Regions from separate parts of the Homo sapiens genome. Here region 2 is linked to region 1. The links are chromatin contacts, found by Hi-C or POLR2A ChIA-PET in ENCODE. All regions are on one chromosome and are shown on one strand. Each heading gives the region's core, a stretch centred on a gene start or an enhancer-like site at or near the end of the contact. The rest is flanking DNA. Distances are from core to core; before and after follow the strand shown.

Evidence for each region. Hi-C counts contacts between places; a loop is a spot of excess contacts on that map. ChIA-PET counts read pairs that join two places held with the same protein, here RNA polymerase II (POLR2A). Pooled maps may share reads with other maps.
Region 2: a loop to region 1 is called in a map of transverse colon, with 3 times the contacts of the local background. The contact joins two enhancer-like sites. A Hi-C loop is called at or near these places in 11 of 168 maps with a recorded cell type or tissue (K562, Right ventricle myocardium inferior, heart left ventricle and 5 more) and 9 of 50 pooled maps. POLR2A ChIA-PET finds 5 or more read pairs at or near these places in 4 of 52 experiments (B cell, IMR-90, naive thymus-derived CD4-positive, alpha-beta T cell and 1 more).

What each region holds. Positions count from the first base shown.
Region 1 is chr7:95,630,341-95,635,821 of GRCh38, forward strand. No RefSeq gene overlaps it. Among named protein-coding and RNA genes, the nearest start is that of PDK4-AS1, 36 kb to the left of the region's middle. RefSeq lists an enhancer at 1-1,929. Within about 2 kb of position 2,416, at least 4 of the 41 ENCODE cell types and tissues checked have a DNase peak (open chromatin) inside an H3K27ac peak, as active enhancers do.
Region 2 is chr7:95,680,223-95,685,703 of GRCh38, forward strand. The region is part of intron 2 of LOC105375409 (a long non-coding RNA gene); the gene reads left to right. Among named protein-coding and RNA genes, the nearest start is that of PDK4-AS1, 86 kb to the left of the region's middle. Within about 2 kb of position 2,862, at least 2 of the 41 ENCODE cell types and tissues checked have a DNase peak (open chromatin) inside an H3K27ac peak, as active enhancers do.

The DNA.
Region 1 (5,481 bases), core at 1,166-3,665:
AAACTTTCTTTACGTTTTCTTTTCTTCACCCTACCCCCTGTTTTTTAGTGATTCCCCTAGGAATCAGGAAGTTTGTAGTCAGCAGACCAAATTATTGAAATGCAAGTACTGGTGCTCCTTGGTTCTTTACCTTCTAGTGATTCCTAGATTCCTAGATTCCTAGATCCCCTAGGAATCAATAAAAAACAAAGAACAAACATTTGTTTGTTAAATGTTTAAAAAACATTTGTTTTTTTTTAAAAAAAGACCTTCATAAAAAATTGAGGTATGGAATATGGAGGAGCTTGAATACTGTACAAGTCAGGAGAAGTAACTGCTGGCTGCTTTGACAAGTCAACTTCAAAATCTCACTTGCTTAACACAACAAAGAATTATTTCCTGCTCTTATTACAGTCGAATGAAGGCCAGACAGATTTACTCCAGTGGTTTCTCAGAGATGCAGGCTGCTTCTACATTGCAACAATAGTATCTCAAAATTCTTTGCTTCCAATATCACCAATGAGAGAGAGAGAGAGAGAAGAGTATTGTGGTGAATTCACACTGGCTCATAACTGCGTTGGACTCACAGTAGCAAGTCATACACACTCGCATTTCCATTGGCCAGAACTAGTTATGCAATTCCAACCTAATTACAATGCTGAAAAATGTAGAAGAGTATGTAGAGTATTTGGTGAGAACTGTTTCTGCTGTTAAAGAACAGAATGATTTTGATTCGTAGAAAATTAGAGCTGAAAAAGATTTTATAGGACATCTAGACTAATCTATTTCTTTCTTTTTACAGATTAGAGAAGAATCAGAGATTAGAGCAGTTAAGAGACTTGGTCAAAGTTGTATATTCCTAAGACGTGACAGAGGGAGGAGTTTCTATCATAATAACTAGTGTTTATTCAACTCTGGTTGTGGGCCAGGTACTGTGCTAACATATTTACATGTCTTCTCTCCCTGCTGCATCACACTAGCCCTGTGAGACAGACACTGTTCTTATCTTCATTTTAAAGATGAGAAAAATAACAAGTAAAATATCTCAGGTCACGCAGGTAATAAAAGGCAGAAAGGAGATTCAAACCCAGACTGTGTATCATGAAAAATGCCAACTTACAATCAATCTATTTTTTGATGCCCACTCTTTTTGCTCTGGTCCCCAAATTCCCCTTGGGATCATACCACAAGATGACACAGCTCTAAACTTAAATAATAGAAAAGTCTTCATCCAAGGACACTGCTGCAGGAACTTTAAAAACAGAAACTGCTGCAATATCCTTGATTGTCTAGAAGACATGTTGAAGTTACTTGTGAGAGTAGAGACAAAGCTATGCCATAAACATGGGCAAATCACTCCTGGATTAGCATGGAGAAATCTGCCCCTGGCTATATACAGGGTGTTTCCTGTAAGGCCTAGGGGGATTTTCTGTCATGTGGGAAGTAGCCATTTCACAATACTAGATCACAAACATTGACTTACACCCACAAGGTAAGTGAATGGAGAAAATAAATGTTGCAGTGTGTGTGTGTGTGTGTGTGTGTGCGCGCGTGTGCGCGCGCGCATATTTTATATATATATATATTTTTTTTTTTTTTTCTTTTTTTTTGAGACAGAGTTTCACTCTGTCCCAGGCTGGAGTGCAGTGGTGCAATCTCAGCTCACTGCACCCTCTGCCTCCTGGGTTCAAGCAATTCTCCTATCTCAGCCTCCTGACTAGCTGGGACTACAGGTGCATGCCACTACGCCCGGCTAATTTTTGTATTTTTAATAGAGATGGGGTTTCACTATGTTGGCCAGCCTGGTCTCGAAATCCTGATCTCAAGTGATCCACCCACCTCGGCCTCCCAAAGTGCTGGGATTACAGGCGTGAGCCACCGCGCCCTGCTGCAATGTGTATTTAAAAAGAAAATGCTAAATCAAATATCGTGGTCATTTCTTCCGGTTCTTGTTCTTCCATTTGACAGCACTACTGGGAGTTTCAGTCATAATTGTTTACATTCAAACAAGTAGTAGTGATCAAAGCCTAGAGTTTTAAAGTTAGCTACTTTATCATCATGGCAAAATTCTTCATTCATTAAAAAAGACAAAAATTGATTTATAAAATTGTTTCTAACAAAGATCAAATTTTATGTGCTTACCGCAGTGCCTGGAATATAGTGAACATTAGTAAATGGAAGCTTTTGCTATTGTTATTCTTCTATTATTACTAGACATCTTAGCCAGTGCATCACTATAAAGCCAGTTTGTTCCCACTTTAAACTTTTCAATTTTTTTTATCCCAGTGGAGATACAAAATTTCACTGGGGGGGATGAGTGGGAATGAGATAAAATTACTCATCCTATTTATTTAACTGAAATGACTCCTTGCTTTTGAATTCACCAAACTGCCAAGATGTTTTGGCCTGGTTCAGACCCAGTTTGCAATTGGAGGGCCACCAATATTCAGGCATAGAACCACATCCTTTCTAAAACATGTGGACGCAGGCCAGATGAAACATGAGATAACTAAGTGAGTACCAGTCCAAATAAGTGTTTTGGAGAGAAAATAAGTTTCTGTTATCCAGTCTTGATGAGGTCTTATGGTGAATGAAGCATGTTGTCCAGGAAAAATTAGTGTAGTTGCCATCAGAAAAACTGCTAGGAGTCCTGACTCTTATTACTCATTTGTTGAGTCTCTCACTTTGTTCAGAGTTATCTGTTTTTCTTTCTTTCTTTTTTTACTGTTAAGTTGGTAGTTATTTTGGGAATACAATAAGATGGCATAGTAAAGTGTCTCACAAATAATTCCATATTGACATACAACCCCACCATAACATAATAAATTAGGCCTAAAAATTCAGCTATGTAAGACATGGAGTCACTTTGTTACATGATGAATGCAGAAAGTTCCTGGGTCCAAGTGTGCCATCCACATCTGCCCAGGTTCTGCTGAGGTTGGACATGTCTTGTCTCTCCCAGTCAGTTGACCAGATGGAGCCAGGGGGAATATTCAGGATTCAAACATCCATTTCTATCTCCCTGCTTCCCAAGATGGTTTGAGATTGTTTGCCATTTCCTCTTCTGGCTTCGCCTTCTTTTCCTCCCACCCAAATAAACTTTAGTTTTCTTCGGCTGAGAATGGGGTTGATCAGAAGATGAAAGTCATTCGTAATTATGTTATATCCAAGTCCATCTTATCAGAGGATTTTAACTATATTCTTTAGACAAGTTATCTGTAGCTACGTGCGTAATGGAATAGAGAAAAGTTTATTCTCCTGATTGTTCTTAAGAAAAGCACTGCATTCACTTGAGGAAATAATTTGATATGCTGTAATTTATGTTATGCATGAGGTAAGAAGAGAAATTGACATTACCGCTGAGGAGATAAAGTGGCTTTGATAGGTGGGTAGGGTGGAGACAACACAGAAAGGAAGAAGCAAGAAAAGAACGTAGGAGAAAAGAGGCTTAGAGACTTGGCAGAATATCATGCTCTGGGCTCCTGGTAATTCCTGAAGCCTCAGTGTGTGTACAAACTCCAAATATATACTTGTAGTTGTTGGAATTCTCATGGAAATCTGGAAAAGAGTTGAATTCTGGATCTAGGTTCTCACTTGGCTGATATGGAAAGAGCATAGATGAACACAGGCATATAGGCACCCTTCAATATCTGAGTTATTTATAAAAGGTCCCAATACTACTAAATAAGAAAATTGCTTAAATCCAAGTCATTTAATATGCACACAAGAATCTCTGTGAAATGGTCTCAATTTAACATCAACATTTGAGCCTGGGTCCATATAACCCATAGAAAGCTTAATTTATGGCTTCTGTTTGACCTTATTCTAGAACATGGTGAAGTCTTGAGACTTAGAGCAGGGAAGACCACTTTCCTTAAATCCTTTTAGATTGCAAATAAGCCAGAATTCATGGCTGGTTTCTCCATATCAAATAAACAACATTTAGAACTCTGGGAATTATTCATATGAAATTGAAACTTCAGAGAATGCCATTTTACAAAAAGAAATTCATCCCATGGCCACTGCACTTACATTTTCTACATTTTGTCTCTTAAGCCATAAAAGGAATGTTGTTTTCAGCTGTTCATCCACATGTAGTTGATATATGGAGGAAAAAAAGCTCATTTGACTACTATGTGAAATATTTATTATCTAAGTTATTAAAACATTACCCAAGACCAGTGCTCCTGACTTTGTCCCAATACCCTCTGAGAGGTATCACAAATTCTAATCAGTATCAGTGGCTTCTCAAGACATGTCACTCCTTTAAGAAGTGGACAGAGAGGGGAAGAAAGATGGACACCAGTCCATTTGTGAGAAATGTGTGAAGCTTATATCAGAATTTCCAGGGCTTTGTGTTCAGTTAGAAAGAGCTTCTCTTGTTCATTCTGAGGATCTGTTATGGGCTGAATTGCATCCCCCAAAACCCATGTGCTGAAGTCCTAACTCCCCCAGCAACCCCATTCCCCAGTACTTCAGAAAATGATCTTATTCAGAGATACAGTCTTTACAGAGGTAACCAAGTGGAAATGAAGTCATTAGGGTTGGCCCTAATGTAATATGACATTAGGTATCTCTATTTAGAAAAAGAGAAATTAGAAGACAAAGTGGAGACTATGCAAAGATACAGGGAGAAGGCCATGGAAACATGAAGACAGCCATTTACAAGCCAAGGAGAGAAACAACCCAGCCAATACTTTCATTCTGGACTTCTAGACTCTAGGACTGTGGGGCAGTAAATTCCTGTTGTTTAAGCCAGCCAGTATGCGGTACTTTGTTACTGAAATCCTAGCAAACTAATATATTGACCTTCCAACACTGAGAAAGGCAAGTGGTACAAAGCTAACCACATTTCAATTATCATAACTCTATAAGTGAGAAACTGCTAGAAAGTAAATTGTGGAATTTGTTTTAGGTGAATGAAGGCCAATGGGCAGGCTTTTCTAGGACTAGAGGTAAGAAAACAATGTACTAATGTATACTTTTCCTTTAACCAAACCATTTATCTTTATTGCAAAAAATAATACAATTATAATGTCCTGACTCCAATTCTGATACTTTTTTCCTACAAATTTCCACTCACTGAGAATTTATAAAAAGAAAATAATTCAAAAGCCCATCACCTTAATAAATAAATGTTTGGATTTTTGCATTTATTCTTTATTTTAATCTAGATGAATGCTTAATTCCTCTTACATTTAATCATAATATAGGAGATTTGTAGTTCAATTTTCCCCTTTAACAGTGATTCTCAACCAGTGTCATTTTGATAATTTCCACCCATAGGCCAGGACTTTTGGCAACATCTGGAGACATTTTTGGTTGTCACAGCTGGGGTGATGGTGCTACTGATATCAAGTGGGTAGAAACCAGTGATTCAGCTCACATCTTATAATACACAAGACAATCCCCCAACACCAACTAGTAGAATCTGGCCCAAAATGTCAGTGGTGCTGGGGTTGAGAAACTTTGTCTTTCAGTAAGATATCATCAATGTTTTCC
Region 2 (5,481 bases), core at 1,612-4,111, 50 kb after region 1:
CACCACATTACCTGGAGATATATATATATATATATATATATATTTTTTTTTTTTTTTTTTTTTTTTTGAGATGGAGTCTTGCTCTGTTGCCCAGGCTGGAGTGTAGTGGCATGATCTCGGCTCACTGCAACCTCCGCCTCCCAGGTTCAAGGGATTCTTCTGTCTCAGCCTCCTGAGTAGCTAGGATTACAGGTGCCTGCCATCACACCTGGCTAATTTTGGTATTTTGAGTAGAGATGAGGTTTCACGATGTTGGTTCCAGGCTGGTCTCGAACTTCTGACCTCAAGTGATCCACCCACCTCAGCCTCCCAAAGTGCTGTGATTACAGGCGTGAGCCATTGTACCCAGCCATTACCTGGATTTTTATCCAAACTCTCTTTTGTCTTTACTCCTTAAGTCAGAGCTTAACCATGATCACCTGGGAGCTTTGGAAAAAATACTGATGCCTGGGTCTCAATCCCAGAGTTCTGATGTCATTAGTTTGTGATGGGGTCCTGGCATGACTATTCTTGAAAAGCTCCCCGTGATTCTAGCATCCAACCAGGGTTCACAATAATAGCCTTAAGGATTGCTTGGTGGAAGACCATTGCAGAGTCTAGACTCTTATTTCCTGCTCTGCACATTCACCTTGACCAATCTCATCTACTTCTGGTTTCAGTTAGCATTTACATGCCGATGATTTTCAAACTAATATCTCTCAGCTCTCTCTGTTAAGTATGACCCATATACGTAACAACCAATTGGACAACTCCAATAGATATGTCATTAATATCTCATGATGATCATATGTACTATATTTTTCATTATTTCTTCCCACTCATCTAAAAAATTCTTGTTCATCTTCTGTGTTTATTAGAATAGTACTACTATCCACATAGTTGTAAGAGCTAGAAATTTCAGATTCCTCTCCAATTCCTTTAAGTCTCCCTGTCTAATCAATCATTACACTCAGTTTCAACATTTTAATATCTCTCACATTTATTCACTTCTTTTCATCTCCATTGCCATTTCCTGGTTGAGACTACCATTATTTCTTGCCTGTACAAGTTTCTCCAGAGTCCTGCTTCCTCCCTATTCTTCCTCCACACTGCAGCTGGACTGAACATTTAAGAACATGCATCCAGTTATGTCACTTCTTTGTCTCAGATCCTTCAGGGGTTCCCCCTTTGCTTTGGGATAGAAGCCAAAGGCCTTTGCCTGACCACCAGATGCTGCCTGACATTTCCCTGTCTTATCTCCTCAAACTCATGGCTCACCATTCCTCTCCACACCATGCTACTGTATAGGTATAGGGAACTGTGTGTAGTTTCCCAAATTCATGTGTTCCTCCATGTACCCACCCATAACTACACTGAAATGTCCTGCCTTTTCGTCCAGTTCACCAAATAGTTTTAAACCTTCCCTGTGTGTAGGGAACTCTGTCTTGATCACCACTTGTATACATAGGCATTTACACAATGTCTGGGGGTATAGTTGGCACTACAACACATATTACTGGCTACCTACTATGTTTCAAATATCATGGGGCTTACATCATGGTAGATTAAATGTTTGGTGATTGGGAAATAGATCCTTAATTATTTTATTGTATATCGATAAGCTCAGAGAGGTTTAATAATTTTCTAAGCATCAAAGCAAAAAGATGAGACTGAGGCTAAGTTTGATGTAGGTTGGCTGGCTCCAAAGCTCTTGTTCTTTCCACATTAATATGTTATACACACAGATGCTTTGTGAAGAGGCTATAATAAAGACGACATTTACAGTAGATGCCTCTGATACTTTGAAATGTTTCCTAGGTTATCATTGGGATTTCCTGGCTTTTCCAATCAACCTATGGCCTCTAACAAGCTCACAAAACAGCAGGCTGAAGCTATGTTCATCTAAAAGCAAAACATTTGGTCAATTAAACCAATTTAATAAAAAAACTGAATTTATTGGAAGGACAGCAATTTTCTTCTTGAATAGTTAGTTTGGCATCATGTGGGCAAAGCATTAAACTCTGGAACGTTTTTTCTTCTCCCGATTTAAATTTGGAATTTGAAAGTATGGCTTTCCTTGTGCTTCCTTTCTTCAAATTATGCAGGAGAGTAACTGTAGGTCTCAGAGACAGGTGCCTATAAAAGCTAGGTCAGTAAAGCAAATGAATGGACAAGGTTGTGTCCGTTCAATAACAGGTGCATGAAGACAAATGTATGTTGTGGTAATGTTAAAAAGGAATACAAGACTATGAAGGGTGGAAGAGGGAGAGATGAGTGTTGCAGAAATGTTGACTGAAAAGGAAAAAATAAAGACCAGATTTTAGGGAATAGAGCAGAGAGGGCAAAGAAATTTCAGTGAAGACCCTGCTTCCACTGGGTTCACGTAGAAGGAGAAAAACACTCCCTCTTGAGGGTGACAAGGTGACTATGGCAACCATCTTGAACCGGAACCAGGCCTGAATTTATTAACTCTGTGAGGAGTTTGCACTATAGGTTGAGGAACGACAACCAAATGGATAGAAAAATCTATCCTAACGCAGGAATAGAAAAGCAAATACTGCATGTTCTCACTTATAAGTGGGAGCTACATGATGAGAACACATGGACACACAGAAGGAAGCAACACACCCTGGGGCCTGTTGGGAGGTGGAGTGTGGGAGTAGGGAGAGGATCAGCAAAGATAGCTACTGGGTATTGGGCTTGACACCTGGGTGACAAAGTGGTCTGTGCAGCGGACCCCCATGGCACAAGTCTGCCTGTATGGCAGACCTGCATATGTACTCCTGAACTTAAAATAAAAGTTAAATTAAAAAAAGTCTATTCTAAGAGGAATTAGTCTTGTAAGTAGATCATCCCCACACCTCCATATGAGCTGCTTGCCCCAGAATCACACATGGTCATGAGTCAGCATCTGGGAGGGAAAACAACAGCCCCCGGACCAAGAAGGTATCACTGTCCCTTAGCACAGGGGCAGAGGGAGAGACTGACCATAGTTGCTTTCTGGAGATTTTCATGACCTAGAGGCAAGGCCCCAGAAATCTGGAAGCTAAGTGTTCTTAAAATATCTACATAAACTTATTAAAAAATCACCAGTTTTTCTTTAAGCCCGATAGTGTTTGGTTTTCAGACACTTGCAATTGTAAAAGTCCTCTGACTTTTTCAATTGTCTCTTATCAACTTATGAAAAGTTGCTCGAGCTTGCTCAAAACAAGAGAAACAAATTAAAATGAAAAGAGATGCCATTTTCACCTATCTGATTTGAAAAGATCTAAATGTTCAATAACAGGCTATGTTGGCCAAGCTGTGAGAAAGTGGGTACGCTCATACACTGTCGATGAAATATAAGCTGTTTGCAATGTTTATGAAGGGCAATGTGGGAATATTTATTAAAATAAAAAATTCATGGACTAAACCCAGGAATTCTACTTCTAGAAATTTATTCCACAAATATACTTATACATGTGAAAAATGCTAAATATATGAGGCTATTCATTATAGTATTGTTTATAACAATAAAAGATATAAATGAGCCTAAATGTCCATCAAGAGAGACTGGTTAAATGAAGTATGGTACAACCACATGGTGGAATACTCTGATATATGTTGTTTGGTGAATCAATTAATTTTGTGCTACCACTTGTATAAAAGGAAGGGGACAGAAAATGTTTATTCAAATATATGTCAATCTCTGGAAGGACATGGAAGAAAATAATGAGTGGTTACATATTTGGGAAGCAGGCATGAGGACTTACCAGATGAGACAAAGTTGAAAAGGAGCTTTTTGTTTTTGTTTTCACTGAATATTCCCTTATTCTTTTCATATAAATTTATTCCTTATTTTTACAAATCCAATAAATTTATTTTAAAGTAAGTAACAGAGTCCTAACTGATTTATTATAATGATAAATCACTAAACACATGTGTAGAGATCCTGGCACTGACCTGTTGGCTGCGTACATTGACACATCAAACTTCTTTGCCTTCCAGAATTTCTGATCTATTGCAGCTTTGAAAGATCAGGGCTGTAGTGCTCAAAAGAGATATTCCATGATTAAAATGGCCCCTACAGGACAAATTGAGAAGTTTCATTATTTTGGTCCCCCTTTAAAGACAAGAGTTTAGAAAACGTGGTTGGGAGTTGTGACCATGGATTTCTGCTTCCTGTTGCTAGAAATAAAAGTTTTGATAATTACCAATATAAGCACTACCAACAAAGCCAATTTGTAGAGAGCACATTGGGATGACAGTATGCTGAAAGAAGGAAATATACCTGGATTCTGACACTGCTCTTGTCACTCATATCTTTATGACTATGGGCTAAGATTCCTAATATTTCCAAGCCTTCATTTCCTCATTTGTAAAATGTAGACAATATTGCTTTCCTTTAAATGTCTAGCATGCTAAAGTTATCTCTTTATAACTCAGAACTTTGGTAAGTCAGGGATGTTCAAACCTTAGGCAATCCCAGGTCCTCCAAACTCACACGACAGGAAGTGGGCAGCTCAAAGTCACAGCCAAACACAGACCATTTCAAAGAAAAATTTTCCAGAGAACAAAACCAGAAGGGCCAGATTATATTGCTAAGGAACTCTAAGACATGACATGGACTGTGTTCTAGGCAGCACTGTTGTGTTTCCCATTTTCTGTGCTTACAATGGAGTCTTTACGGCACTTATATTATCCTTTATCAATTAATAGTTTGTATATTGATTGAGGATGATTAATGTTATGATGTATTATAAATTACTGGGCCATGAGAAACCAAGTCTAGATATAAGCAAGAATGCATATCACTTAGATATTACAGATTTGAAGTAATAAACACTAGGTTGCCTCCCTCTAGATAAGGAGTAAATGATTTTAAAATTTTTCTGTAGACATGAGCACTTTTTGAGATGTATGTATAGGGAGAGAGATACATGTAGATGCTGGGTACCCATCTTGGTACTCATTCATTTTCCTTTATGTTACACAACTCTAATTTTCCTTAGGAAAATTCTAATCCTACCTCTGATCCTTCACCTTGAAATCAAAGTACATGCATGTCCAGTTATGTGAAAAATGAATTTCCTCTCTTTGATTCAGTCACTATGAGTCTGGTATTCTAACCCTTGTGAGTGGAAAAATCTCGGCTAAATGCAATGGTTCTTTAATAAATGAAACAATGCATAACCTCATTTAGAATACAAGAAATAAGAATAAAATCACACAGACACTCCAGGTTTCCACAATCAGATTTGCAAATATCCAATATATTGATAACTCATTTTTTGTGTAACTTATGACAGAATAGGAATTATGATACTTTGCTGGTGGGAGTGTTAAAATGGTACAATACATATGATGAGTAATTTGGAAATGTTTGTCAAAATTCAAATGCATTTACCTTTTTGCTCAGCAATTTCATTTCTAGGATTTATTCTGCAAATAGACTCTTACATGTGAAATAAAGTAATATGTATTCCTTACATTATTATCTGTAACAGTAAAATATATCAGTCT